2 separate regions of the Homo sapiens genome follow, and region 1 is linked to region 2. A link is a loop called in an ENCODE intact Hi-C map of the cell type or tissue named here. Cell type or tissue: sigmoid colon. All regions are shown on one strand. Each heading gives the region's core, and the rest is flanking DNA. Links, peaks and the distances in the headings are about the cores only. Region 1 overlaps ADCY2 (adenylate cyclase 2). Region 2 overlaps ADCY2 (adenylate cyclase 2).

Evidence for each region. Hi-C counts contacts between places; a loop is a spot of excess contacts. Peaks named below come from ENCODE experiments on the same cell type or tissue, not always from the same donor. Only the 100,000 strongest peaks of a DNase experiment are listed, where the experiment ranks them.
Region 1: a loop joins it to region 2, with 3 times the contacts of the local background. A loop is called at or near these places in 1 of 110 quality-filtered maps.

What each region holds. Positions count from the first base shown.
Region 1 is chr5:7,569,444-7,584,627 of GRCh38, reverse strand. All of the region lies in intron 3 of ADCY2 (adenylate cyclase 2), which reads right to left. Among named protein-coding and RNA genes, the nearest start is that of ADCY2, 180 kb to the right of the region's middle. In sigmoid colon, for the core only: no CTCF peak of the experiment used is centred there; a DNase peak (open chromatin) is centred at 8,417.
Region 2 is chr5:7,676,397-7,691,580 of GRCh38, reverse strand. ADCY2 (adenylate cyclase 2) reads right to left here. Exons shown (of 25, transcript NM_020546.3): 5 at 742-890. Among named protein-coding and RNA genes, the nearest start is that of CFAP90, 170 kb to the left of the region's middle. RefSeq lists a silencer at 7,895-8,081. In sigmoid colon, for the core only: no CTCF peak of the experiment used is centred there; a DNase peak (open chromatin) is centred at 9,000.

The DNA.
Region 1 (15,184 bases), core at 6,414-10,413, 110 kb after region 2:
ACATTTTTACATAAAGACTTCGGTTGTTCGTCATGGCATTTCAGATAACCACAGTTACAAAGCTGGGTGCACACAATCTCCAAACATAGTGATACGTGTCTATACTTTCTTCTTTTTGATCTATTTCTTTATGAACACAGTTCATCTGCTCAAAACTATTACAGCCATACTAGTGTCCTTATTATACCTGAGTATTTATGCAAAAATATGCATTATTATTGCCTATTTTATTGTGCAAAGTGACCTATGAAGTGTTCTGTCATGTTTTTACATGTTCTCAAGAAAATTCCCTTTTAGAAATATAAAGAAATATCTTTAAAACTTATTTTTTTCCGAAATGATATTTTTGGAGTTTTGATCCTTCAGGATTTCAACATTCGCTATCATTGTTTTTGGGATTGTGTCTTTTAGGACTATCCCAATCCAATATTATTAATTATGCTTTACATTAGGTCTTTAGTACCATTTAATAATTTTTGACAAATGCATCCATCAGAGTAAAGAAAAACCCTATAAAGATGTGGAACATTACCACTATGGAAGAAATCACCCCATTCTCAGTCATTCCCTTTCCTTCTTTCCTAGAGGCAACCACTTTTCTGCTATTTTTCATCCAGTCTTACCCTCATATAAAAAAATCACTCAGTACACTTTGCATTGGGCTTCCTTTCATTTAGCATATGTTTTCGTGACTTATCTATGTTGCATGTAACAGTTGCTTGTTCCTTTTTACTTCTCAGCTGTATTCCAGTGTATGAATACTTCATAGTTTGTATAGCCATTATTCTGTTCCTGGACACTTCAGCTGTTCCCAGTTTTTGCTATTTGAAATCAAGCATATGTGGTCACATTTTTATTTCTCTTGGGTACATACCTAGAAGTTGAATTGCTAGGTCACAGAGCAGGTGTGATTCATTTTGAAAGAAATTGCCAGATCTTTTCCCCAAATGGCTATACCATTTTGCACATCTACCATCAATGTACAAAAGGTCCAGTTATCCGATAACTTTGACAATAACTGGTGTTGTCATTCTTTTAAATTGAGTCATTTTGATATATGGGTAGTGTTATCTCATTCTGGTTTCAATTTGCATTTCCCTGATGAGTGCTGAATTTGAGTCCCTTTTTATGGGTTTATGGGACATTGATCTATTGGTGGATCCTTATGCTAGGACCACTGTATCCTGAATAGCAAAGCTAACCAAAGTTAAATACTTTAACTTTGTTCTACTTTTACAAGATCACTGTGATTACCCTAAGTCCTTTGTATTTCAATATAAATATTATAATCAGTTTATAAATTTCCACAAATAGACTGTTGAGCTTACCATTAAGATTGATTCACTATGTACAATAATCTTGAGAAAATTTTCATCCTAATATGTTTGAGGTTTCCAATTCATGAGTAAAGTATACTGTTCTGTCAACTTTGGTCTTTTTAAATACATCTTAAATGTGTAATTTTAAATGTAGAGATCTAATTTGTCTTTTCTTAAATTCATTATTAGATATTATAATTTTTGAAAAAAACTGTAAAGGAAATTAGATTTTTACTTTTATTTTACATTTTTTCCTACCAGTATATAAAACACAACTGATTTTTGTACATTGACATTGTATTCTTCAACCTTGCTACACTTGCATATTAATTCTACTAGTTGCTTAATCAAATTCTTAGAATTTTCTATGTATATAACTGATCTATGAAAAAGACAGTTTTACTTGTTCCTTTCTATGTTTTATGCCATTTTCTTTCTGGCCTCTCTTCATTTGCATGCCCTGCAGTAAATATTAAATAGAAGTTCCTTGTTCCAGACTTTAGAGGAAAAGTGTTTAATATTTGACCATTGAGTAAAATGTTAGTTTTATTTTTCTCATATATGCCCTTTTTCAGTTTAAAATTTCTACTTTCTCTTCTAAACTACTGAGTGTTTTAATCACATAGGAGGGTTAAATTTTGCCATGTAATTCTCCCATTTATTGTAATATTCACATAGAGTTTCTCCTTTGTTCTGTGAATGTGTTAAACTATTCTTAGGATAAACTTAATATGGTCAAAATATATTATTCTTTGTATATATTGGTGGATTTTATTTGCTAAGATTTTAGTAAGAATTTTGTGTATAAATTCATCTGGAATATGGGTCAGTCATTTTCTTTTCTACGATCTTTGTTAGGTTTTAGTATCTCGGTTATTCTGGCCTCATAAAATGAGTCGACAAGAGTTCTTTCCTTTTTAATTTTTGAAATGGCTTGTGTAAGATTGGTGTTATTTTGTTCTCTAAGTATCACTGGTTCATCTTAAGAGGATTTGTCTCTTACTCTTTTTCATTTTAACAGTTGTTTTCAGGTAATTATCTATTTGTGGATCCTTATGCTTTTAAGGATTATTTTAAGCCCATACATGTTCACGACTGTTATGTCCTCCTAATGAATGCAGAATGATATTATTGTAAAATGTCTGATAATAATCTGTCCTGAAACCTACTCTAAATAATGTTAACCTAGCCACTCCAACCTTACAGTGCCTGTTTGCCTACTTATCTTTTGCTGCCTTTTATCTTTAACCCGTGTCTTTATACTAAAAGTGCATCTCATGCAAACAACATATAACTTGGTCTTGCTTTTTACCTATTTTGAAAATATCATCTTTTAGTCAGTGTTTCTAGTCCACTCACATTCAACATAATTATTCACATGGTTAGATTTAGGGCTAATATTTTACTAGTTATTTTATGTTCATCCTACATGTTTTACATTCCTCTTTTTCTTTTCTTTTCTTTTTCTTTTTCTTTTTTTTTTTTTTTTGAGACTGAGTCTTGCTCTGTCGCCAGCCTGGAGTGCAGTGGCACAATCTCAGCTCACTGCAAGCTCCACCTCCCAGGTTCAAGTGATTCTCCTGCCTCAGCCTCCCAAGTAGCTGGGACTACAGGCATGTGCCACCAAACCCAGCGATTTTTTTTTGTATTTTTAGTAGAGATGGGGATTCACCAGGTTGGCCAGGATGGTCTTGATCTCTTGACCTCGTGATCTGCCCACTTCGGCCCCCCAAAGTGCTAGGATTACAGGTGTGAGCCACCGCACCTGGCCGTTTCTCTTTCTCTACTTTTTCCTTCTGTAACTTATTCTTTTTAACCCCATTTCAATTAATTGATTGGATTTGCAGCTATACCTCTTTGCATTACTACCCAAGTGATTGCTCTAGTGATTAAAGTTGATTTAGAATTAATATTGTACACCTAATATGAGAATCCTGGAACTCTATGTGTTCATTCCAATTCTACTATACAGTATACTCTATATATGAAATATATGTGTGTTTGTATGTGTGTACACATACACTATATACTATCCCTGTCATGTATTACAATGCAAATATTACAAATTTTTCAATATGATGTTATCATATCCATCTTAAACTTCCATATGTGTTTTTAAAATTAAGATAAAACAGGTTTTTTGTTAATATTTACAAACATTTTACAATTTCCAAAGGTTGTTCTTCTTTCCTGGCAATCCAACTTTCCATCATTTCAACTCAGTCTGAAGGAGTTCCTTTACTTTCTCATACAGTTCACGTCTGCTGGTGAATAATGCTCTTAGTTACTGTTCATTTAAAATGCCTTCATTTTGTCTTAATTCTTGAAGGATATTTTCACTTAGAGTTAGAGCTGTGGTCTAAGATGTTTGTTTTCTTTTAGCATTTTAACATTGTTATCCCACTCTGTTGTGGCTCCATTGATTCTGATGAAGTGTCAACAGTCATTCATATTGTTTCCCTTCGATCTGTCAGTTTTCTCTGGCTATCTTTGAGATTTTCTCTTGGTTTGCACCAATTTGACCATGACATGTCTGGTAGAGGTGTTCTTTGTATTTAGTTAGCCAGGCATTTACTAAACTTCTTGAATCTGTATTTTTATTTTCCCCCACATTTTGGACAAATTTAGCCATTATTTCCCCAAATATATGTTCTTCTCCATCCTCTCTCACTCCTTTTCTGTGACTCCATTACAAATATGTTAGGCTTTTTATCATATAGATTACTGAGCCTTTGCTGTCTTAAAAAAATCATTTTTCTCCCTGTTCTTCAGATTAGATAATTTCTAATGGTCCTGCTCATGTTCAATACTATTCTTCTGTCATCTCCAATATGTTGTTAATCTCACTCATTAATATATTAACATTGCAAATTTAGATTTCCAGTTCCAGAATTTTAATATGGTTCCTTCTTATAGTTTCTATTTCTCTGTTAAATTTATGTCTTATGGTTCACTGTACTTTCTTTTGCTTCCTTTTTAAAAACTTAATTATAACCACTTTATATTTTTAGAGTGATTATAATTTCTTTTTTAAAAAGTAATGTTAACTTTATTTTAGATTCAGGGCATACATGTAAAGGTTTTTGTTTTTTTACATGGGTGTATTCCAAGATGCTGAGGTTTGGGTACAGTTGATCCCATCATCACCCAGGTACTGAGCATAGTACCCATAGTTAGTTTTTAAACAGGTGTCCTCCTCCTTTCCCCTTCTAGTAGCTCCTAGGGTCTTTATTCAATGAATACCCAATGTTTAGCTCCCACTTATTACTGAGAATGTTTGTTATTTGCTTATCTGCTTCTATGTCGATTCACTTAGGATCATGGCCTCCACCTGCATCCACGTTGCTGCAAAACACATGATTTTGTTCTTGTTTATGGCTCTGTGGAATTCAATGCTGTAAATATACCACCTTTTCTTTGTCCAATCCAATGCTGGTGGCCACTTAGGTGATTCCATGTCTTTGATACTGTGGTTATAGCCACTTTAAAATTCTTGCATGCTCATTATAGATTCTGTGTAATGGTCCTATTGGTTTCCACTGATTGTCTCTTTTTTAACATGGTCATTTTTTCCTTGTTTCCTATTATTTATTTTAATTTTGAATTGTAGACTAAGCATTATGAATGACATGTTATAGAGACCTTACATTCTGTCACATTCCTCTGGAGAATATTGATTGTTTTGTTTCATTTTAGTAGGAGTCAAACTCCATATCTGGTCTCTCCCACAGCGGGCAGCAGCTGAAATCTCCATTCTGTTATTTTATCCTCTCATCCGTCCTCCTGGGATGCTGGCTGGATCATGCTTATTTCAACAGCCAGTCTCAGGTGTAGAGTTTATATGCAGTATTGGCTGTTCTCTCTCTCTCTCTCTGTCTCTGTGGATCTCTTTTTTTTAGGGTTTTCCCTCATATTTAGCTACTGTAGTGATGTTGAACTCTTTCTTCCAGTAGTATAATCCAGGGAAAACATAGATTTCCTTTTTAAAATTTTATCCATCCCAACTGGCACTGAGTGGGGTTTCCCCTAAGGCCAAAATCTATAAAAAGAGAAAGGTCATCCAGGTGCTGTTTGTCTCCTTTAAGTATTGACTCCAACGTAGCTCTGTTTCTTTTGGGCCACTTTCCAGTGCCTTCAGGTGGTTTTGTTTTATATTTTGTCCAGGATATGTATTGTTAGGTATAGAATGATTGGCTTGACGGAAGTGAAACTATATTACCCCACTGGAAAAATGAAGAGACTGAGACACAGAGAATAAATGACTTTCCTAAGACTTATCATTCCAAGATGAGATTTTTATATTTAAAGACAATGACTTTCTCAATTCAATAGGAGATATGTCTGAGTGGCTTACGTGGAGTCCATCTCTGTTTGCCCTAGTCCTAACCCAGCACGCTGTCTGGGTTCCCATTACTCAAACTAGCCAACCAGGATGGACCGTATTTGGACTCAGAGTGGCTGTGTGCCCACCATGAAAGACCTCCCACCACAGGTTTGCAAGGAACTTACTCTGTTGGGAGCATCGAGGAGCATCAGGAATGGGAGTAGGGGATGTCAGGCACCGTGGGTTGACACATTGACTGTTCAAATATGAAAACTAGAAATACAGAGGAGCCTCCTAGCTTTAAGACAGTTCCTACTTTGGAGTTAGGTAAAAGTAAGCTCCTAAAATAAGATGCCCACGATTCCAAAATATTTTATTTCTTCACAGATATCAGATAAACAAACAGAAAATTTATTGCAAAAAAACCTAAACCACCACCATAACAACAAAATGCAAAATACATCAACAAACAAAAACTTGCTAAAAAGAATAATTTCTCTTTTAAAAATACCTAGGCAGCAAATAGGAAGGTGTGAAAGATATTTCAGGGTGTGGAAACAGTGAGAATAAAGAGCTAAGTGTTTACACTGGGGGAACCTCCGTGCTGTATTTATATAACTTTCTCAATAAAAAAGCACTGGAAACACACTCAAGACTTCTGTTTCAATTTGACCACTGGCACCACATCAATGCAAAGCTGCCATTTCAGAAGGCCTCCTCTGGCTGGAATTTCTCAAAGTGCTCTCAGACATTACATGCCAAGAAGCAAAACACCAAGTCATTCACATTAAAAGCATTCTCCTTTCATGTATCTTTCAACAATGAATATTATGTTCATATAAATTTTGCAAGTTTGCACAAGATACACAGCAAGGAGCCTTCAGTCTGTTGGCTTTTATTTGAGATAGCTGGAGGGAGCTCTGTTGAAAATGTGATGTCTTTTCTGAGAACTAAGGATGCCTATGACAGACACAGGTAAGTGTGTTCCCACCAGCCCTCCTGCCTTAGCTATAACAGTTATAGGGTTAAGACGAAGCCAAGAGGTGGGAAAATCTCTTGTCCTTCTCTGCTGCCCATTTCGCTGCGTTGGTGGGCCCCATAATTTGACTTTCCTTTTACTCTTGTCAGCAATCAAACTGTAAGTGCTTTTAACCAAACATTTTTCTTTTCGCTGGTCAATGGGAGTCAAGTAACAAACTCAAAATTTCACCTTTTCTACTGTTTTAGAGGTAAACTATGGCCCTTGAATTTTGTAAGTTTTGTTGTCATTGATTTATTATTATTATTATCATTAACACTGGTAATTCTAAAAAATTAGTCTAGGGGACACGGCATACGCAGAGGGTACTTAAAATGTCATGAGACAGTCTTCTCCTAAGTTTCATCAGCTGTTCTTGGACTCATGACTGGAGCCAGGCTCACCACTTCTCCCAGCTGTTGGCTCCACCCCCAGTGCCAAATTCACTATCAACTTACTTTATTCCTTAGGTACAAATCATACACACCATTGCCTTTTAAAATACATCTCTATCCTAGCTATATGAGTATCAAAATCCCATATACATATGTAAATTGCAAATTTGATGGATAGTAAAATTGTTTTTAGTGCATTATAAATTGATCAATCCAGTTTAAAGTCCTCTGCAGACCACAGAACAGCTTCATGCACATGCTTTAAGACTATCTTACTTTTTTTGGTAATATATCTGATATGAAATTCAAATTGAAAGACTCTTTCTGATCCTGCAGTGTGAGTAAGATGTCACCTCTTTAAAAGGCTTTCCCTGTCCACCCTGGAATACTTTAACAACCACATTTCTCTGGGTAGCAGAGACTGACTAATGTTTCGAATATCCAATAGTCTATGAAAAAATAATAGAGAAACTAACAATCTTCGTATCACAAACTAAAGGAAAACAGAATCATACTCAGGGCAAATCAGGGAGGAAGGAATTGAGTATCTTGAGATGTTGGGACTGCTTAATTAAGATATACATTAAGCAATGCTATGATGTAAGAAAGTTACCTTTTCAGTAAAGATAAGTCTATTCAGGAAAACCAGACTTGCACATGTATTTTCTTTAAAATAGTCTGCCAATTTTAAATAGGTTGCTAGCTCTACTTATTAAGCAAGTTCTGTTTAATGTTTGGGGATGTGCTCAGAATACATTTCTAGTTAGGAAAGCTCTTAACAGTGGTGTTGGTGGGGAAGGGGGTGTGGGTAAAATGGTTCATTTTCCATCTTCATTTACAAGCTGTGTGACCTTTAAGCAAGTTATTTAAATTATCTGAGCCTCAGTTTCATATTCTGCAAAGAAAAAACAGCACAGTTTGGTTCATTTAAAACAAAATAATATGTTGAATAATATTGCCTTGTCTAGTGTCTGGCACACAGCAAGCACTTTCAAAGGGCCTGTTGTTATTACTTACCCAAGAGCCCTTGCAATTCTTGGATTATAATACCAGCTTTTACATAAGGTATCATGAAAAGTTGCCTTAGTTTGTATAAGCCTGTTTCACCTAAAACATCTAGCATGTCACTGTCCTGTCCATTCCAAATGCCAACCGGAAAAACACAGATGCAACAGAGAGGAATGGGAAGCATTTTCCATCTGTAATTAACGGGCCTCTGCCCGTTCACCTACTGGAGCATCTCTGGAGTGTACATGAATACACTTTCCAGCCAACCCTGTCCCTCCCCCAAGGAGTCATAAACCGAGGCTGAAGATTTAGCACAGAACCATCTGTGGCAGCCCTGTGACAGCTCTGTTACTGCCACCCGCCTCCTGGGAGGGCCTGTGTGCAGCACAGTGAGCCAGAAAGAAAACATTTTCGGCTCCGCTCCAATGGGGGCTGGGAGGAGGGAAGGCAGAGGATGCCCAAACACACAGATTTCTGGTAGAGAAGTCTGCAACCCAGAACATCATACCCAGCCAGAGCACCAATTTCAAAATATTTCAGTCTAAATAATCCTTCCTTGTTGCTTTAGAAAATAGAAAAGAAGTATCTCCAGTTGCCAAAAATACACAGACATACACACACACGCATTCACAGACAGACTTAATATTTCTTAATTACTGAAAAACAGCAATATTATGTTAGAGGTAATTCATTTTAAAGATGCAGATTTTGTTTTCTCATAAGCTTGATTATTTACACTAAATTATAGGGGTTTTTTTTAGCATTGGTGTTAGAACATTTTGTTAAGGTTGGTTGATGGTACATATTTGAATATAAAAATACAGTTTAAATTACTTTAAAAAACTGATCCATAATTGGATATGTAAGGTTTGCAGTTTTCCAAAAGCGTAAATATAAAATGAATGGCTTTATCAAAGGTATGCACAGCAAGAGAGGATCTAGGACTGTGGAATATTTAGGACCGAGGAAGTCCTAAATCTTCAGAATATTTAAAATAAGAGATAATTTTCACTTAAATCAACAAAACAAGAACAAAAAAGGAACCAATAAAAAATGAACCAATGAAAGAATGAATAAACTGCTGGCAAATGAATGCAAAAGCACTGCACTTCCAAAATTCTAAATCATCTTTATGAAACCTAAGCAATCATACATTACTGTTTCTTGAACATCTTTCTTACATTTAAATAAATTAAAATTGAGGTTTTTAAAAAACAGTTTTGTGTTTTTTTCATTATTTTAATGCACGGGAAACAGACAATCCAAAAGAAAAAAAAATCACCAATAATGTCACCACTCCAAAATAATTGATCTTATTTCAATGTGCATCCTTCCAAAGATTATATTAAAATGCAGACATTTTTCTCCTTTTTATTTTTTAATTTAAAAATTTTTTTTTATAGAGAGACACAATCTTGCTATGTTTTTCAGGCTGGTCTGAAATTCCTGGCCTCAAGTGATCCTTCGGCCTCAGCCTCCCAAAGTTCTGGGATTACAGGCATGAGTCTCCACACCCTGCCACAGACACTTTTGTTTACACAAATGGAATTGTACTACTGCTATCATTTTAAAACCTGTTTTCTTCATACAATACTATAAGAATTTTCTCATATTGTTGGTCTTCACTGTCTTTATATTATTTTATTTGGGTGTAAAAAAAAATGTGTCTAATCCACTCCCTGGTGTCAGACACCTAATTCTTTCTAATCTTTGCCATTCTAATTCAATAACCATTCTTAGAAACTAAATTTTTGCATGCATTCATTGGAACTTCTTGGATACATGATTACAGGCTTCCCTGGTGACTCAAAGGATGTCCTCCATGTGAAAAGCATTGCTATGTTTCACTAGATTCTCCTCTACATCTGGGATCTAATTTAAAGGTCAGGGGTAGTATATGAGAGAATCCACTTGTATGGGTCTCATCAACTTTAGATATTACATAGATTTGAACGCTTTGCCACTTTGCCTAAGGATGCTTTAATTTAAACATTGTAAAGAAGATATTTGCATCTGTTAGCTACGGTATTTATATGTACGTGTGACAGAGCCAGGTACTCCATGCCCATTGCCATGGGTTTGTTTTTTTTCTCTTGCCCCATTACCTTGTTGTAGGAATCTTCTGGAAACATTTCTTTAGCCATTAAGAAAATCAACCCTGGAGAAATAGGAACACTTTTACACTGTTGGTGGGACTGTAAACTAGTTCAACCATTGTGGAAGTCAGTGTGGCGATTCCTCAAGGATCTAGAACTGGAAATACCATTTGACCCAGCCATCCCATTACTGGGTATATACCCAAATGACTATAAATCATGCTGCTATAAAGACACATGCACACGTATGTTTACTGCGGCATTATTCACAATAGCAAAGACTTGGAACCAACCCAAATGTCCAACAATGATAGACTGGACTAAGAAAATGTGGCACATATACACCATGGAATACTATGCAGCCATAAAAAATGATGAGTTCATGTCCTTTGTAGGGACATGGATGAAATTGGAAATCATCATTCTCAGTAAACTATCGCAAGAACAAAAAACCAAACACCGCATATTCTCACTCATAGGTGGGAATTGAACAATGAGATCACATGGACACAGGAAGGGGAATATCACACTCTGGGGACTGTTGTGGGGTGGGGGGAGGGGGGAGGGATAGCATTGGGAGATATACCTAATGCTAGATGACGAGTTAGTGGGTGCAGTGCACCAGCATGGCACATGTATACATATGTATCTAACCTGCACAATGTGCACATGTACCCTAAAACTTAAAGTATAATAAATAAAAACAAAAACAAAAACAAAAACAAACAAAAAAAAGAGTTTAAAAGGCAACTGCACAATCTAACTCTTGCTACCCGCTCGGGACCCCTTCCACGCTGTGGAAGCTTTGTACTGTCACTCTGCTCAATAAAGCCTGCAGCTTTTTTTCTCAAAAAAAAAAAAAAAAAAAAAAAAAGAAAATCAACCCTGTATCCCAGAGGCTGCAAATGTTTTCCCAGTTTTTTATGTAACTTATATTGTTGATTAGAATAATTTTAATGTATATAAATAATCATGTAGTCACATACACATCTTTTCCCCGTGTCTATCTTTCTAGAACCATGCATCCATGCCTCTGAAATATGTGAGCACACACCCCTGACACCCACTCCAGTCACCCTCCACGGAAAACACCTTCAATCCTTCGCTCACACTTCATGTGAACATCAATTTGCATGTTTACCATGTGCTTTGTTATATCACTAATTTCAAAAGGTGAATTTTAAAGAAAACAAGCTTCACTTCAAATAAGGGCAAAACTTATATTAAACCTTATTGCATTGATTTGCTAGTGGTGTCATAACGAAGTACCACAGACTAGGTAGAATAAATCACAAAAATTTATTTTCTCACAGTTTTCAAGGCTAGAAGTCCACAATCATGGTGTAGGCAGAGTTGGTTTCTTCTAGGGCCTCTCTCCTTGGATTGTAGATGGCCGTCTTCTTCTGGTGTCTTCACATGGTCTTCCTTCTGTGTGTGTCTGTGTCCTAATTGTCTCTTCAAATGAAGATGCCAGTTATATCAGATTACAGCCCACCCTAAAGACCTTGTTTAACCTTAATTACTTCTGTAAAGACTCAATCTCCAAATATAGTCCTATTATGGGGACTAGGGGTTAGGACTTCTACATATAAACTTTGTGGGGAATAACTGGCTACTCATATGCATAAGATTGAAACTGGACCCCTTCCTTACACCATATACAAAATTAACTCAAGATGGAATAAAGACTTAAATGTATAACGCTAAACTATAAAAACCCTAGAAGACAACCTAGGCAATACCATCCAGAACATAGGCACTGGCAAAGATTTCATGATGAAGATGCCAAAAGTAATTGCAACGAAAGCAAAAATTGACAAGTGGGATCTAAGTAAACTAAAGAGCTTCTGCACACCAACAGAGTAAACAGACAACCTACAGAATGGGAGAAAATTTTTGCAAACTATGCATCTGACAAAGGTCTAATAACCAGCATCTATAAGGAACTTAAACAAATTTACAAGAAGAAAACACATTAAAAAGTGGGCAAAGGACATGAACAGACACTCCCCCAAAAGAGACATACATGTGGCCAACGATCATATGAAAAAAAGCTCAACATCACTGATCATTAAAAAAATGCAAATGAAAACCACAATGAAAAATCATCTAACACAATTCAGAATGGCTACTATTAAAAAGTCAAAAGAGTAACAGATGCTGGCAAGTTTGTGGAGAAAAAGAAACATTTATACACTGTTGACGGGAGTGTAAATTAGTTCAACCATTGTGGAAGATGATGTTCAACCAGTGTGGCAATTCCACAAATACCTGAAGATAGAAATACCATTTAACCCAGCAATCCCATTACTAGGTATATACCCACAGGAATATAAATTGTTCCATCATAAAGACACATGCAAGTGTATGTTCACTGCAGCACTATTGACAAGAGCAAAGACATGGAATCAAACTAAATGCCCGTCAATGATAGACTGGATAAAGAAAATGTGGTATATATACACCATGGAATACTATGCAGCCATAAACAAGAATAAGATCATGTCCTTTTGCAGGGACATGGATGAAGCTGGAGGCCATTATCCTTAGCAAACTAATGCAAAAACAGAAAACTGAATACTGCATGTTCTCACTTATAAGTAGGAGCTACATGATGAGAACACATGGATATACAGAGGGGAACAATAGACACTGGCGCCTATTGGAGGGTGGGAGTTGGGAGGAGGGAGAGGATCAGGAAAAATAATAGGTACTAAGCTTAACACTTGGGTGATAAAATAATTTGCACAACAAACTCCCATGACACACGTTTACCTATGTAACAAATTTGTACATATACCCATGAACTTAAAAGTAAAGGACAAACAAAATTTGAGAGGGGTGACACAATTCTGGCCATAGCAATAATTAATACAATCCTTAATACAGAAGAACAAACTATACAAAATTTTAATTCTGGGTGTGTGCATGCATGTGTTTTTGGAAGAGATTCACACTGAAATTAGCAGGCTGAGTAATGAAGATGATCCTCACCAATGTGAGTGGGTATCATCAAATCCACTGAGGGTCCAAACAGAACAGAAAGGTGGAGGAAGGGCAAATTCGTTCTCCCTTCGCTTGAGCTGAAATGTCCATCTTCTCCAGTCGTTTGACATCAGAACTCTTCCTTCTCAGGCTTTTGGACACAAACAGGACTTAACACCCTTGGCTTCCTAGTTTCCAGGCCTTTGGACCAAATTGGACCACTGGCTTTCTTGCATCTCCAGCTTGCAGATGATAGATCATGGAATTTCTCAGCCTCCATAACTGCCTGCGCCAATTCTTATAATAAATCTCTTCTGACACATATCCAGAATATATACTGCTTCTGTTTATCTGGAGAACCTATTGGCTCTGCTTCTCTAGAGAACCCTGACTAATAGATTCCATACCAAAAAAAATTCCCATAGCATATATTTACCAAAGTGTAAGTTATTGCTTCCAATTTTTATAGTAAGTCTCTAATAACATATCAGCAAAGCCTATTTCTGATAGAATCAACAATCAATGCATTAACAAGGAGAGTGTTTCTAAACCTTGCAAACCTGAAGGCCTAGGGTTTCATAATGAAAGAATATTGACAACAGCCAAGGACAGATGTCAGTGCCCTTCTATGTTACAATTTTAAACACAAATAAATAGCATCAGAGTTTTACTCCCATGAAATTAAGTTAAACCAATACAATATTTGAATTGTGATAAATTTATTGTGACTTGAAAGAAAGTTTCTAGAAGCCACATTCTTGAAGGGAGTGTGAAATTCTGTAGTGTGGAGTTCAAATATATTTAGACATCTCTTTGTGGCTGTTTTTTACTCCCAAACACAAGCATTTTTTTTTTTTTTTTTGTCCCTTGACTCCTCCTTAGCTTACATAGCTATGTATTATCTTCTTTTTTTCTGCATTTTTTCTTCATCTCATCCTCATTTCTGGTCCACTTTTAGTCACTCCTACCCATGTCCAGAGGCGACAAAACACTGCTTCACTTTCTCACGTCATACTGAATTAAGAGGGAATACCTGCTCAATGTTGCCTAGACTTACAGAAGTTTAAATTTCAGTGGTTACATGAAATGTTGAAGAAAAAAAGGTTTTTAAACTGCATTTATTACAACAAAATTATAGGATGTTAAAATATTTTAGTTGGTCCATTTAAGTTTCTCATGATGATATTTAACACACAGTTCAGCTGTTCTGGTCCAAAAGTCAAGGCACCAACCAGTGGCTTGATCTAAGATTTTCTATGTTTTCATTTTGCCCCTAGAAATATGTGACTGTCAGAATTTGTAGTCACAGCCCCTCAACAAATCCCAATTATGATCTGATTGGAAATTTAATCATTCAGGGAAAAGCTTAAGTGAAATTTTCAAGCAGAAGTCATAGGGTTACACTTATAGTGATTGTGTGACCTTAATCTAGTCATTCAGTCAATCAGTTTCCTTTTAGAAAATCAATGATACTGGTTTAAAAGATATGTAAGGTCCCTTGCACTTTCAAGATTATTAATGGTTTAATAATTAATTAATGTTTATCCATTGAAAATTCATTTTCAAACCACAATGAACTTTCCCATACACGTGTGAGTAGAAGACTGAAACAGCACAGCTAAATTAAGTTGAGATTCAATGCTCAGTAACCCCAGTTGGGTCAATTACATCAGTCTTCTTTCCTTCTCCAAAGGCAGAAAACCAATCTTTCTGTCTCTCTTAAGCCTGAGCAGTTCACCATTTCAACTATGGGCTTGGAGCTCAGGAAGTCAGAGTCATACTGAGGCCACAGTTCAGAGGAATGATTAGGCAAGAAGTTAGGCAAATGGAATATGAAAAAGTCTTGTATATTCCAACTGGCTTGGTGACCTAGGGTTGGAGGGAAATTAGGGAGCTAACTATCTGGAGTACCCTGGTAACTGAAGAACCCTAAATAAACCTCTAGGGCAGCAGCTGTGGAGTGTGTCGATGACAGGTGAATAGGCATGTTCCTCAGCAATCCTGGATCATATCCTTACATTGTTTAAAGCAATTAATTA
Region 2 (15,184 bases), core at 7,457-11,456:
AATGGGAGGGACAATCCTCTCCAGCCTGAAGTGAGGCCTCCTCATAATTTCTCTCTAGAGCTCATGGGAGACAGAAGCCCCACACCAATCTCTTTCCCTACTATAATCCCATGATGATAACATGTTAGTTTTCTAGGCACTGTAATTCCCAGAACGACTCCTGGGAAGTAGATATGAGTATACCAGTCTCAGAAAAGCAGTAACTTTCACGGTAAATTAGCTAAGGTGCACATCAGTGTTCTGTGACTTTGGTCACTGGTCTTCCAGACCTGAGAAACTCATCGTGCTGATGGAGAGAGGAACACCCAGCTTCCCTGGGATGTGTTGTCTTCACAGAGGCCCTGCTCCTGCAAAGTCTATTTGGAGGACTCAGTCTTGTGCCTGGAGATCCCACAGACTCTCCCTCCAATCTTACTGCAATCTGACCACGGGGTTTCCAGAATGAAGACCCCGCTGTCCCCTTCACTCCTTTCTGTGATGGATGCTTGGCTACAGAAGCCAGGGCTATGAAGGACAACTCAATCCAACACAGCAAACAGCATCCTATTTTCTCATCTTAATGTGAAGGCCCTGAGAGGCAGGAACAGGTGAGTGGGATGGCAGAATCTGTGTGATTATTTCCCCTGCAAAGGATCCACTGTCACAAAGGAGAGATGGTGATATGAGGTGTGAGATCCCAGGCAAAATGTCTCCAGTCAGGCAGACTCCCAGACCAGCCAAGGAGCAAGCATAGCGTCGTACCTCACGTTTGTATGCCGCTTCACATACAGGTTGTGGAAGTTATTTGTGTTCTCCATCTGGCCCGCCTTGGGGCCCTGCAGCCTCTGGATGATCTCCGCTTTCATCTCCATGGCGATGTGGGCCGGCAGCAGGGAGAGCAGAAGCCGCTCCTGGACAAGGTGGGGAAGGAGGAACAAATGTCTCTCAGACACCTCGGGGGATGACCAAATAACATTGGAGATCCTCACTGATTTGTAGGAAGGCCAGTTTGGGAATTCTTTCCTGGAAGCTAAAATACAGATTCTAGAAATATATATTGGGAATAAAAAGAGATTTTCTAAGGTCGGACTGTATCATTATATTATTTATTATTTATTGCATTCTAAGTGTGTGTTCTTCAGTATGAAGAATAAAGGGATGCAAAGTTATTTCCCCAAAGATTTTTAAATCTATTTTGATTTTAAAGTAGCAAAGCAGAAACAATATTAAAATTTCAGAAATCACTGGTCAGTCTAAGATAGAGAACACTCATTTTTGCCTGCATGTTCATTTCTGAGCTAAAATACTAGCTTTATTGCACTTAAGAAAGACAGCTGATATTCCACCTATTCCACATTTCTTAAATAAGATATATACTTCCAAAGATTTCGTTTCCTCTATAAGCACCTAATCCTCTTTAGAAATTCTAAGCTATTATAAAAATGGAGTCAGAAATGTTAGCTTCTGTAAAATGTCATCCATAAGAAACTACAGGTGGAACACAAGGAAATGATAACATATGAGCTTTTTGAGTACTTTTGGTCTTTATATTCAGTAAGTCCAGGAAACAATAAATATTAGTAAACAATATTGTACTCATTTTAACATAAACTTATTCTAGTTAGAGTGGCATTTTCTCATTCTCCTCAATGAAAATACACAATAGTTTTTGGAGGAAAAGTCTAACAGAAGGGTAATCTTCAGGACATATATCCATCCTGGAGAATTTTAATGTTAATCCATTTTAGAAAGCATCATATTCTTTAGCTATTGTAGAGTTTAGCAACTGATATTCAATGTTGATAAACAAATATTTGTTCAATGAAACACTTTATCTATCACATCTTTATCTATCACATTGTCTGTCTTTCTCTTTTTCTTTTTTTGGCAAGCTGATGAGGGATTAGGGGAGGAGGGGAAGCTCGGATTTGCTTCCAGGTTCACAGGGTCAGGTGTCTATCTCTTTGTCTACTCCTAGTGCACATCGCTTTGGTGGCTGTTGGAAACTTCTGCTGAGAGAGCTGAGGGTGGGTTAGGAGTACATTCTGATGATCCTTTCTCCCCGCTCATCCCTCCATGGAAAGACAAGGGCAAAGGCAACAGAAAACACAGTATGTGCTCATAGGGGAAGCTCAGTGTATAGAAGCTAGTTTCTCCATGTACTGGCATAACTGAGCATTGATCATTTGTTCATTCATTCATTCGCTTATTCATTTATTCAGAAAGTATCAATCTTTGAGCAATAAATGCCATGCCCTTTGAAAAGCACTAATGGTAAATTAAAGAAGGCTGCAGAGACTGCTCTGCTTCAGTTGCCCTTTTGTTTCCCAAGAGTCAGGCATTAAGCTTCCTCCAAACACCAGCCTGTCCATCTAGTCTCGTCTGACAGCAAGTGCACTGTGTGTTGAAGTCTTGGTTATGAATGATATGATACCAGAGACCCTGTCGCATTCTTCTTTGATTTACCATTAGCGCTTTTGAAAGGGCATGGCCTGATCCCGCTCTCGTCTCAGAACCCACTTGAAAAAACCAGGGGGTTTGTTCTAAGTTAATGTGCTTCTATTGCTAGCTTTCATCATCTTTATATAAAGAACTACTCCATCATCTACCCACATTTGGCTACTAATCCCCAAAACGCATAAACTTGCCACTTGTCTTCAATTTCTCTATGCTTTGGCCTCTGTGACTCATGAAATGGTTAGACCTTTGGGAAACTCTAAAGGTAATCAAACTCGTGATGTGCCCATGGAAGTGTTTAGCAGATAGAAGTTGCCCTGTAAGTTTAGGGATTGAGTTCTGCTAGTACTGCCTCCACTGAATTCCATTTCTGCAGGTCCTGAGCGTACACTACAGTGAGGCACCCTGTGGGTGGTCACTTCCTATTCTTTCTGTTTATTGATTAATAGATGGAATAATTGGGTGTGAGGCCAAAATATTACATACAAAGTATGTAATATCCAAAGTCTATTCATACCAATAGAGGAAAGCTGGTGAGGAAAGTGTGAAATTTCCATCCACAAACATCAAAGACCTGGTCAGGCACGGTAGCTGATACCTGTAGTCCCAGCACTTTGGGAGGCTGATGCGGGCAGATCACCTGAGGTCGGGAGTTTGAGACCAGCCTGGCCAACATGGTGAAACCCCATCTCTACTAAAAATAAAAAAAATTAGCTGGGCATGGTGGCAGGCACCTGTAGTCCCAGCTACTTGGGAGGCTGAGGCAGGAGAATCACTTGAATCTGGGAGGCAGAGGTTGCAGTGAGCCGAGACTGTGCTACTGCATTCCAGCCTGGGCAACAGAGTGAGACTCTGTCTCAAAAAAAAAAACAACAAAAAAAATCAGGAGATCTCTCTGGTCATATCCTCAGACATGAACAGAGGAGTCCCTGATGGGAGAAGGGAGGCATGTGGCTTTGAGGTTTCCCATTGAATCTGTCATAATCAAAGCAAGTACATGTTGAAAACAAATGTTAACTTCTAAAGCAGTGATAAGGAATATTAACAGGTAGACTATAAATAATTACGGGTCTGGATCTAGGCTATCTATTTGGAAATCCCAGTAGCATCTGTTCATCTACAGAGATGTCTTAAGATTGGCTTGATTAGATTAAAACCCATTTTGTACTCTTTCTGATGGGTGATGAGTCAAAGGCTGAGACAAGATGAAATGCACCAAGCCACAGGTGCTCAGTGTACATAACTCTCCATTAGCAGAGCTTATGATGATAACCTGTGTGTAGGTGGATTCAATACCATCTTCCATTGAATTTAAAACAATCAGTCAACTTTCCCAGTGTTTACATGAGTTTCTAGCTATGCTTCTTATAGCTGAGGCTGTCAATATCCTACTCATATTCCCTTCTTCCTTGCTTGGGGGTCACTGTAGATTGTTCCTTCCTGAATGTATGCTTTCCTGTGTGTCCGCTAATGAAGAGGTAGCTGATGAATAAATACTCCAGCTTTTGCAACAACATCCCTCAGTGAGAAATCGGTCGGCACATTGCTCAGAGAGTCCCAGGCAAGATTGAGCCCTGCTTCCACCATCAGCCCCTTTCATGAGCTAACTTCCCTCTTTGGAGGGAGCGGACCTCATGGTCCCACGCCCTCACCCTGCTAAAGAGAACCACTTCCCAACTAAATTACTGTAACCAGACCCTTGTCTTAGGATCTGCTTGTGGTAAACCTAACAGACTTTTCCAAGCATTGTCTCTCCTCCTCCTATATTCTGTAATAAGATTATGCTAAACCCCAAATCACACAGAGCCGGTCCTTCCTGAAAGATACAGATTCTAGGATCAAAAAAAGAGAATCAAATATAGTAATCCTTTTCCACACTCAGAGCCTCATTTAACAACCAAATGTAAGTTAAAATCTTTATTTTAGACCCAAATGTAGAAGGATGACTGACTTTTAATAGGTGGTTTAAAAAATATAGAAAGTAAACTTCATATGTTGTACAAAACAAGAATTTTTTCTTTTGTTGGAACTGCTAAAGAATCCATGTGAATTTAAGCTGAAATGAAGACGTTGGTAACTGCCACCCAGCCTAATAAAAGAACTCAAGCCTTCCCCCATCATTCAACACTGGCACCACTGGTGGATGGTAGATAGCACTGCACCTGGTGACAGCTCAGGGTCCATGCTTTGAGTGTGCATATGCCCTCTAGGTGATCACAGTGCTGGGCAATTGAATGAGTTTCCAAAAAAAGCCTGAGCTCAAAAGTGGTGAAGCAAGACTCCTTCTTTTAAATTTAAAATGTTCTGATCTGAAGGAAAAGCCCACTATTATGGCATCCATGATAAATTTCAGCCCAATTTGTAAAATCTGACAATGTTAATAATTCCATTAATATTTTAGCATTTTGCAAATGTAGCTGTGTGCCCTGCCAAATTATCTGAAAGCAACACACACACTTAAGTGCTTAATATACTGGGTATAACTTAGCTACATTATTTTCCCAAGTTTGTTGGAGAAATTCCTTAAGGATACTTTTGAAAAATTAAGTTGTCATTAAACTGATGGATGCACACTGGTTATTACTTCTTTCTCTTTCTAGTAAAGCTCATGCAACTACTGAGAATCTGTCTAATTTTGGCATATTCAAAGGTTATCTGATTAATAACTTGCCCTTGATTTGGGGGTTCCATTTAACACATCCCTTTGTTAAACCTCCAATTATTATTCATTAGCAATACATTTTTCTTAGAACTTGTTCTTTTAAATTATGTCTGATATAAGAGATACAGAGTTAATTTAGTAAATTTCAATGTACTAGTGATCAAAGTTCAGAACAATCTGAGCTCTGAAGTGTTTCTAAACTAATGAAGCAAGGCAGACATTGTAGCTACATTTTATGTCTTTTTTTAGACTATTTCAATTGGTAGGAAAATCCAATTGAAGCAAAGAAGACTTGTACTTAAATTTTAAGCTAAGATATAGAAATACATACTATACCCTGTTCCTTCAATAAACCATGCATGTAATAGATACTTAAAGCTCCTTTACTTTCCAAACGGGAGGATAACAATGAAACACTCCTTTCATATGAATCTTTAAGTTTTTCTTTTGTAATTCTTATTTTAAAGGCAATTTCAATTACATCAGGATGCTAAATCAATGGGATAAACAGAAAGGATGTTGTAAGTTTTTCTCCTTCTAAAAGAAAGTAGCTAACAGAGTGGACAAACACCAGATCCCTAAGCAGCCATTGGGCCACCTGTGGCTCCTTCACCCATGTACTTAGGAAACAGAAATCATTTCATAACGTCCTCCAGTATTAAAAAGCTAGTTGTCCATCAACACAAAATGTTGCCTATGCTGCACCTCCCCCAGCTCCTATCACGCATCTTCCTTTGCAGCAGGCTCCACGTCTCCAAGTCTCAGACAATAACAGTCCTCCTCCAGCCTCAGCCTTCATCACCCTGTTCTCCCAACAACTGCTACTGTTGCTGTTTCCCATTACAAAATTCAGCTTTTTCTTAGGTCCCTCAGTAGAATTTTTGCTTCATATCAATCAGTTAAAACTCTTACTCTTACTATTTGAAAGATCTTGCTTTATCTTTCTCTGACTTTTACAAAAAAAATTGGTCATCATATTCACATGGGATGGAGAATAGAAGGCATCGCAGTAGAAATGGCTCTGAAGTAGGAGAAGATGGGATTCCACCCTTTCTCTGCCACCTCAACCAAATCGGTCAGCCTTTGGTGCCCAGCTTGGTCATCTGGACAATAGGTCTGTTGGGCTAAGGAGTTGAAGGCCTCCATGTCCATGTAAGAGCACAGCTCTTCAAAGAACCATGGGAGGCCCTTTCTAGAACTTACTTTCCACCGTCCTAGAGATGACTACATCCTGCTGCACCCAAGTGCCCAACCACTAGCACCACGCAGAGGAAAGAACCCAAGGGATCAAATTCCCACACGGTGGCGAAGACTGCAAGTCCAGATGGCCTGAGGGCAAGGAGACTCCAAGTGGGATCCAGAACTAGCACCCAGGGAGGAGGCTGAGTCTGGGTCGTATGTTCCTTGCAGTGTCTCTGACTTGTGGGAGGAGGATGAAGAAGGGCTGAGATTACTGAGGAGCGACTTTAAAGGCCAGTGTTTTCATATCTGTGTGCAGAGGGAAAGTCAGCCTGCTTCTTTCACAGCCTAGGAAACTGGAATGTTTTGTGCATATTAAAGTCACTAGGCACTTCAGCAAATCAGGTGACCCTTTTATAAGACAGCAAGTGCTTTCCTTGCATGCATATCTTATTTTCTCACTTAACAAACCCTGGTCACATATAATATCATTTAGATTTAAACATGTTTTGACAAAAAAAAAAAAAAGGCACAACAGACATAGATGTGGCTCCAAGGGAGTGAAGCCAGGTGGTCGTCACCTGCGAGTTGAGACTGGATGGAACTCGTCTTCCAGCTTCACAGCCAGCTCTTTCCATCCAGCTGGATTTGCAGGTTCAAGGAGATGACCAGAACATTTTTAGAGAGTACATTGTTAAAAGATGCTGGAAAGAATGAAATTATCACTCACATGCGATGACTCTTCAGTTAGCAGTTAGAGAAGAAAGTGCTAATCAAGTCAAATTATAAAGTATGCCTTCAGTCACTGATGACAGTAAATTGGTATTTCTAAACCGGAACTGTTTATCATCAACAGTCAATTCAATTCTCTAAAATAGAGCCTCTAGGGAAATGAGAATCACTCAAAAGGTGGAAAAATATTCAATCCTTGGATAAGAGTCTATGGAGGTCATCAGATGAGAGCTGCAGCTGTGCTCCCTGGAATAGGCACAGGGCACCTTGTGGCACACCAGCACCCAAGTCAGCCCTGCAGGCTGGTGCACCTGCAAAGCCTGAGCAAGCATAGATCAGCACCAGTGTGAGAAAATCACCCAAAGGGGAATCTCATCCTGCAAACATGACCGCCACACTCACACACCATAAAGTGAAAAAGCAAAATGCTCCACAGGGGAGCCAAGTCTGATTTGACTTGCCTCTCAAAGAGTATCCATGCATAGGTAAGCAATGCCATCCAGTCTGACAGGGGCAATGCCAGTAGAGGCACGCTGGGGAGAGAATGGGTGAAGACAGACCATGCTCCTGGGCACTGGCCAAAAACCCTCAACATAAGGTACAGAAGGCCAGCCAGGTGGTGGCGCCAGCCTTTGGATTTCTTCTGAGGAGGAGGACAAAGTGGAGATGCTGATAATATCATTGACAGAAGGAGATAAGAAGAAGAAGGAAAAAGTGGTAGCACATTGGTATCGATTTGATGAAAGGTCCCAAGGAGCAAAACAGAATATTTTTTTATGTTCAAATGCAACCCCTCAGAGCAACTCTATGCTACAGATGACAGATACATGATGCAGTTATGTACATGCTACACTTGCAATGGACTGGACTATCGTTCTGAAATGTGTTGACTCTCCCTCCCATGCCCCCCTGGGAGGCAATGTACCTTGGTAGGACCAGTGACATGTAAGCAGCAGTGATATGTGCTCCTTCTAACAAAAGCCTTAAGAGCCACTGTGGGCCTCATCATGCTTTCCTTTCCCTCCTCTTTGGGACCAGCAGTGTCACAGATAGTGACTTTGAGCCTGGGTCCCATTCATGGTGCAAAGTGGCAGTCCCCCTACAGTGGACAAATACAAGTGAGAAACCACTATTGTTCAGCCACTTTGATTTGGGAGCCATTTTTATCACCGCTTACCCTAGCTATTGCGACAGATGCAAATTCATGCAAGTATGTGCACACCAACCTATGTCCTCCGTCCCTGAATGCTTAGGATTTTCTCAGCTGCTCTGACGTGGGGAGAGGTCACTCATTCACTCACGTGGTGTGCCCACAAGCTGCAGCTTCAGGGTAAAAGCTCTGGAAAGCCCCTCTGTGAAGTGCTGATTCTTCTCCCTCACGTAGAGTAAGAGGAGGTTGAGCCTTGGCAAGGCCATTCCACCTGTGAGGAGTCTTCAGGGCAGGGACCTCATGACTTTGAAGCCCACACTGGTAACCCCCACTTGTCTGCCTTGCAGTCCATGGAAAAAAAGGCTGAGAATGTGGTCGTTTCAGTGGTGTCAGAATTACACAGAGCAGGAATGATCCCACCGAGTACAGGGACAACTTTGTACTAATGTGCATTTCTTCCTCCAAAATAAAAACCAGAGGTCATGTCTCTAAAAGATTTTCTCTAACTAGAAGCTGGAGTCATGATAATTCACTCATTCTACTTCGTGGCAGATGTTATCCTACATGCAAATTATTGTTGTCTATATTCTCCAAAGTTTTAATTCTCATTGGATGCAAAAGTAATGGGGATTAATCAGCCAGTCCGGTTCCCATCCTTAAGAATGCTGGCAGCATAGCATTACCATCCTAAACTCAGGGAGGCAATGAGGCTCCTCTGAAAAGCATAAGAAAAGGAACACTATGATCTGTCCAGAGGGGCACAGACTCCAGCTCCCTCCCTGATGATGCTGAAACTGTGGGCTCACTTCCCTTCATCCTTGAGAATCAGCCCCTCCCAGATTCAGTCTTGAAGAGAAACAGAGCTTGGATGACAGGCTCCTCCCACATTCATGGTTCTCTTTTGGAGTAGGCTGTGCTGCCAAGCTTAGACGCTCGAATTTATAAAACCATCATGAGTATAAGAGAAGCTTGAAGGGGTGAGAATGAGCAACAGAAGGGGGCAAAGCCATGGGAGGGGAGACCAGACCCTGAAATAGCTCTGCTAACTTTCACCTTAAAGGGGGTCTATAAACTCATGTTTGCAGCATTCAAGGTTGTTGACTGAAAAAACGGGTCTCTTCTTTTGCACGGAAATGCACCCTCTCCTATTATTCCCAGGCGATTTTAGAACTGCTCTACTTGCATGCAGACAGTGTGCTCTTAATTCAATATTCTTTCTTCCACTCAACAAATATTTATCAACCACTTCCCATATATCAGTTCCAGGTCTAAACAATTTCTAAGTATTGTCTTGCTTAATTCTCTCAGCACTTAATGTTGTAGATATTATTATTTCTCCCATTTCTATGAAGAAGAAATTGGAGACCAAATAGGTTGCATGGCTTGCTAAACAATCCAAAGTAAGGAGGTGGAGGAGTTGGGATTAGAACCAGTGGGAGGAAAGTAGTTAGTGGTTAATTGCTCTTAAGCAGTTTGCTAAACTTTACCCAGGAAAAAGGGACAATACATAAATAGGTGCAAGAATAAATAATGTAGCTCCAGCTGGGGACAGGAGAGCAATCGTTCCATAGTGAAGTGTCTTAGGGCATGACTGATTTTCTTTTATTTCAGTGGGGACAATGGCCCCCCTTTTTTTAAATGGTTTTGAAGTCAGAGATTTGAACCCCAAAGCAAAACTGCTCTTGGGGCGAGTACCACAAGTATCCCACACTGTCGGCAAACTCCCAATCTCTCCCCACCAAGCCAAGCCCAATCCAGGCTGGAAGCACCCCTGGGTGAGAGTTGGTGCCCAGAGCAAAATTGTAGCCAATATCAGAAGGCTTCCTTTGAAAATATTGTCAACTGGGGAGATTTCCGGAAAAAACTGCACTGCATTTCTCTCTTGAACACATGACTGAATCCTGAAGCGGTCACATACATTTTCTGCTGTGAATGCTTGGGAAGGTGAGCCTAGGACACTCTCGCACTGAGGCAGATGTCCACACCTCTGCATATTTGTTCTGATAAATTAAGTGCTCCATGCCAGCTCCCACAGAAAAGCCTCCAAAGATACAACCCAGGAGATAACAGCCTTTAAATATTGTGCCTGTCTTCAAACACTAATTGTCCCTGTGGGCACTGATGTAGTTGATACCAAGAGATGTACCCATCATTTCTGCATAACAACTTTTCAGGAAAGAATAATAAGTGAAGAAAGAAAGGCTGCAGAACTGTTCTAATTCTCACTCTGCTCATGAAACAATGTCCTGAGCTTCTTCAGATAAGGATTAAAGATGCAAAAGGCAACTGCAGGGAAGTCATCACATCAGAAAGCGGAAAGCCTGTCACGATCCTGGAATTTTATTAAATGTAACTCAATGACTGCAGCTCAAACTCAAAAATAAAGGTGTTCTTCTGCTGTAGCTTGCTTGGCTATCAATTTTCTACACATACATATCCTATTTCTGTACCTATGTTGCTGGCACATGGTATTTTTTAAGCTTTCTCTTTGTCTTTAGAAAATGCATTTTAGTAATTAGAATGCAGATTTTCTTTCAGGGACTCCTCCTTCTAAGCTTCACCAATAGCTTTGTCTTTGGAGGAAATCACATCAAATATTAGCTAAAAACAGGCTGTCATGTGTCCCACTACCTGACAAAAATAAACCATGGCTTAGAGCTTACAGAATTTAAGAAATCAATCATGTAATGCATTTCCTTGCAAGTTACATAGGATGAAAACTCAAGTTTACTTTATATATGTAATGCATTGAGAAATCTTGATTGGGTGTGTTTTCTCACTCGCTTATTGAATCTGAGTAAGTTCTTAAGACTAGCCAAAACTTTAAGTCCAGAGGAAGGCAACTGGCAGCCTGTGGACTGAGCCTGGTCAGTCAGATGTACTCTGATTAGCTTGCAGAGTGCATAGTTATGTGTACATGTTTAAAGAATTTGAACCCCTTCAGATAGGTCATGCACTGTACAGCTTACCACAGCCCTTGCCATTCCTTAATGACTTGCAAGTTCACTGCACACATTTACCACATCTGCCTATACTCTAAACCATGGTTTCTCACCCTCAGCGCTATCAGCATTTTGAGCGACATGGCTCTTTGCTGTGGGGGGCTGACGTGCAAACTGCAGGATATTTAGCAGCATCTGTCCAGTAGACTGAGACATAGACTAGACTTTAGTACCCTTTACCCACCAGAGGTCAGCAAGACCCCCAACCCCTTTTATGACAATCCAGACTGCTCACAAACATTGACAACTGTTTCCTGGGGGGTAACAGTCTCCCTCTGGTTGAGAAACATTCCTCTAAATATAAGACTTCTCCTCTGGACTTTTAACCTAACTAATTTCCCCTATACTCTTCCCCTTCATTTACCTCTGTTCCTCTCCACCTTGGACTCTGTGGCCCATCACTTTCACTGTTGTCTTGCCCCTGTCATTCCAGAATGGCACCTCTCCAGGACATCACTAGGATGTACACCATCACTTCTCACATGCCATTGGCTATACCGAGCACTAAGGGATGCAGTGACATATCTCTATTCTGGGTGAGACGTACCCAGCCACAGAGATCATCTTACAACAGAGGAAGAAGAAGAGAACAAGTACTGGGAGACAATCCATTGGTCTCTGTCACATGCAGAGAACTCAAATGCAGCTGTTTGCAAATGGAAACTGTCACCTTCCCTCCAAAAGCTGTCCCTCCGTTTATAATCTTAGCGTAGTCAATATCTGCCCATGTGCCCAGCTGCCCATGCAGAAACCTGCTTTCATACCTGACTGTTCTTTCCTTCTTACCAGTCCACATCCAGTGAAGCAGGCTCCTGCCATTCACACTTCAGAACCTGCCCCTTCCTCAACCTACTGCTCTGCCCAGTTCTCAGCAACCTCTGTCACCTAGAGAATCACCTCCTAACTGGCTTCTCTCCTCCTGTCCTCCTTTTCCCTCACCTTCTCTTCTGCAGTGGGGGTCTTTCTAAAATGGGAAGCAGTCAAATAAGCTCAGCTCCAGCTCTGAAGTCTTCTAACACGTTGGACAAGGCCAAAGCCCTTCAGTATATTACAAGATATGATATACCCCAGGCATCCCACCTTCTTTATTTCTTCCTCCTCCTTTCTTTGACCCTGCAGCCTCAGACCCGCACTGGAGCACGCTCCCCCGGGACCTGGATGGCTGGTTCCATCACGTCATTTCCACCCAGTCCTTTGCTAAGGCTATCCCCACCAATTCTCCAGACAAACTTTCAACCACCTCCTCCCTAAGGATGCCCTCCCCACCCACAGCTAGGCTAGGTGCTGTGTGCTGTGTTAGCTGTCAACATTCACTTTGCTAATGGCTCCTGAACTCTGCCAAAGTCACCTGTTTGCTTCAAGCGTAGGTGTTAGTGAGCCCAGACTGTGCCTTCTTCAATATTTTGTTCCCAGTACAGAACACAGAGGCCATTGCCTGGCATAGGAAGACAAACAATAAACATTTGTTGGATGGATACAGGAGTGAATGCATGATTGTGTGACCGAATGCCTCATTACACTTTGAATAAGATTTCACTGAGGAACTCATTAAATAATCTGATTTTTCAATGACAGAAGCCAGGAGAACATTCTGGCCTCAGCTCTGTCACTCTTTAAGTGGACAATGGGTAAATTACATAACCTCTTGACCTTTCGCCTGAGAAATGATGAGGTATATTACTGCTGTCTCTTTCAGTTCTAGGTGTCTCCCATTCAACAAGGTGTCAGGAGGAAATGGTAAGACATCCTTGAGGGTGACAGCAGAAAAGTAAATACACTTTGAATTCTATTTTTGGTTACTGTTGAACACCTATGTGTCTTCTCCATTAGAAGAACTGATTGGAAGATGTATATAAATATATATGTATATGTTATGTATATTATGTGTGTGTGTACATCTCTCTCTTTCAATTTTATCACAATATGCATTATTGATATGCATGCATAGATTTCCAGGGGAACTGCAGAGAAGGAAGAGTACTTTAATTCTTTCCAATGTGTTTCTCAAAGGTCTTCTGATATCTGATCTTTCTAGGGCTGATGAAGCAACATTCTCCTTTCTGTTATTCTGTAGGTACAAGTCCAAGCGCTCATGTTAATCACATCGTTGAACGCTACTCCTGTGGCTGACTCCAGCTACACGCCATGACAGAAGACATGTGGCCCAGAATTGAGTGTGGAAGAGCCAAAAAGGGAATGAATAACTTATAAACTGCAGCCCTGCCAAAGTGAAAAGAAGGCAAGTTTTCTGCCAGGAAGCAGAAATCAAGATCAGCATGGAAATGGAAGTCATGGCTAATGAGAAAATGCTATATTACATTAAAAAATATTTATTGATTAATTTGAATAAGTACATTAGCATAAACAAACTCAGGAATTCTCAACTTTGTCATGCCAACAAAAATATTTATCAAACAGTAAACAGATGCTTAAGAGTACTAAATTGACATGTATAAAGCTGAGTCTGGTAAAATATTAAATCTTATGCAGAGATTTCTAAGGAAAATAATGTGTTATTCTCACCAGCTATGCACCCACGCTGACTTGAGCTCAAGCCTGGCTTGGTTTAGGAAGCATTAATATTTCAATCATCTATTGCTGCAAAACAAATCACCCCAAAACTAGTGGTTTGGAACAACAATGATGGATTTTCTTCTCCTGATTCAGTGGGCTGGGTGGCTAGGTACTGGGTCCTCCTGGTTTTGCTGTCAACAATCCCATGATTGTGCTCGGCTGGAAGGTGGGCTGACCCTACAAGCTGGCCCCAGTGACATGTCTTTCTGGCCATTGCTGCTGGCCATGGGCTGGGACTTTGGGTCTTCTCCATGTGGAGACTCATTCTCTGCCAGGTTGGACTGGCTTCCCTAATGGTGTTCTCAGGGCAGCAGTCCCAGGAAATGAGAGAGGATCTTCAAGAACTTATAAGGCCAGGACTCCAGAATTCACAGTCACTACCCTATTTCCTGTTAGTCAACGTAAGTCCCAAGCCCTCCCAGATTCAATCGTGGAGAGGAACCGTTCATGTTTTCCATCTGCCACAGCTTGGATGACAGGCTCCTCCCACATTAATGGTTCCAAAGGCTTGGTGGAACCAAGGGTTAAGTAATTTCTTTTTTTTTGTTTGTTTGTTTTTGTTTTTTCTAGATGGAGTTTCTCTTTTGTTGCTCAGGCTGGAGTGCAGTGGCGTGATCTCGGCTCACTGCAACCTCCACCTCCTGCGTTCAAGCGATTCTCCTGCCTCAGCCTCCCGAGTAGCTGAGATTACAGGCCCGTGCCACCAAGTCCTGCTAACTTTTTGTATTTTTAGTAGAGATGAGGTTTCACCATGTTGGCCAGTCTGGTCTCGAACTCCTGACCTCAGGTGATCCGCCTGCCTCGGCCTCCCAAAGCGCAGGGATTACAGGTGTGAGCCACCGCACCCGGCTGGGTTAAAGAATTTCTACAGTGAATCTGGGGGCTCAGGTCCTCTCCATAAGGGGCCCTGAGAGCAGGCAATACAGAAACTCCAACTTCAAGTCCAGTTTCAGCTACCTAAATTCCAGTTTGAATTTCTGTGAATTCACCTTGTGTCCAGTTCTATATTCAATATATTTCTCTTCTGTTCATTCTTGTCCAAACGTATGGCCAAGGCTGGACTGAAACTCCACAGGATAAGACACAGAAGGATTGGTCCTTCTAGGAGGACATAGGGTGAATACGCAAATTATTATCACTCAGCTCACACTGTGGCTTCTACCTCAAATTAACATTTGGCAAATAATTCTTAGAAATGCCTTAAAACAAACAAGACAGACAATGGAAATGAAGCAGCTGTCTACAAATGCAGTGACTCACTTTCAGTTTATTTTAAGACTGTTGTAGACGTAAATCCATATGAATTATCTCAGAAAGTATTTTTTTTTTAATTCATGTTGATGTTTTGTCAAGAAAATTAAAGTAAACAAAAATTAGACAGGTTTGAGAAGATTTAATAAACAATTTTGAACAAAGAAAGAAGGAAATTAATGAAATGACATTTAGGTA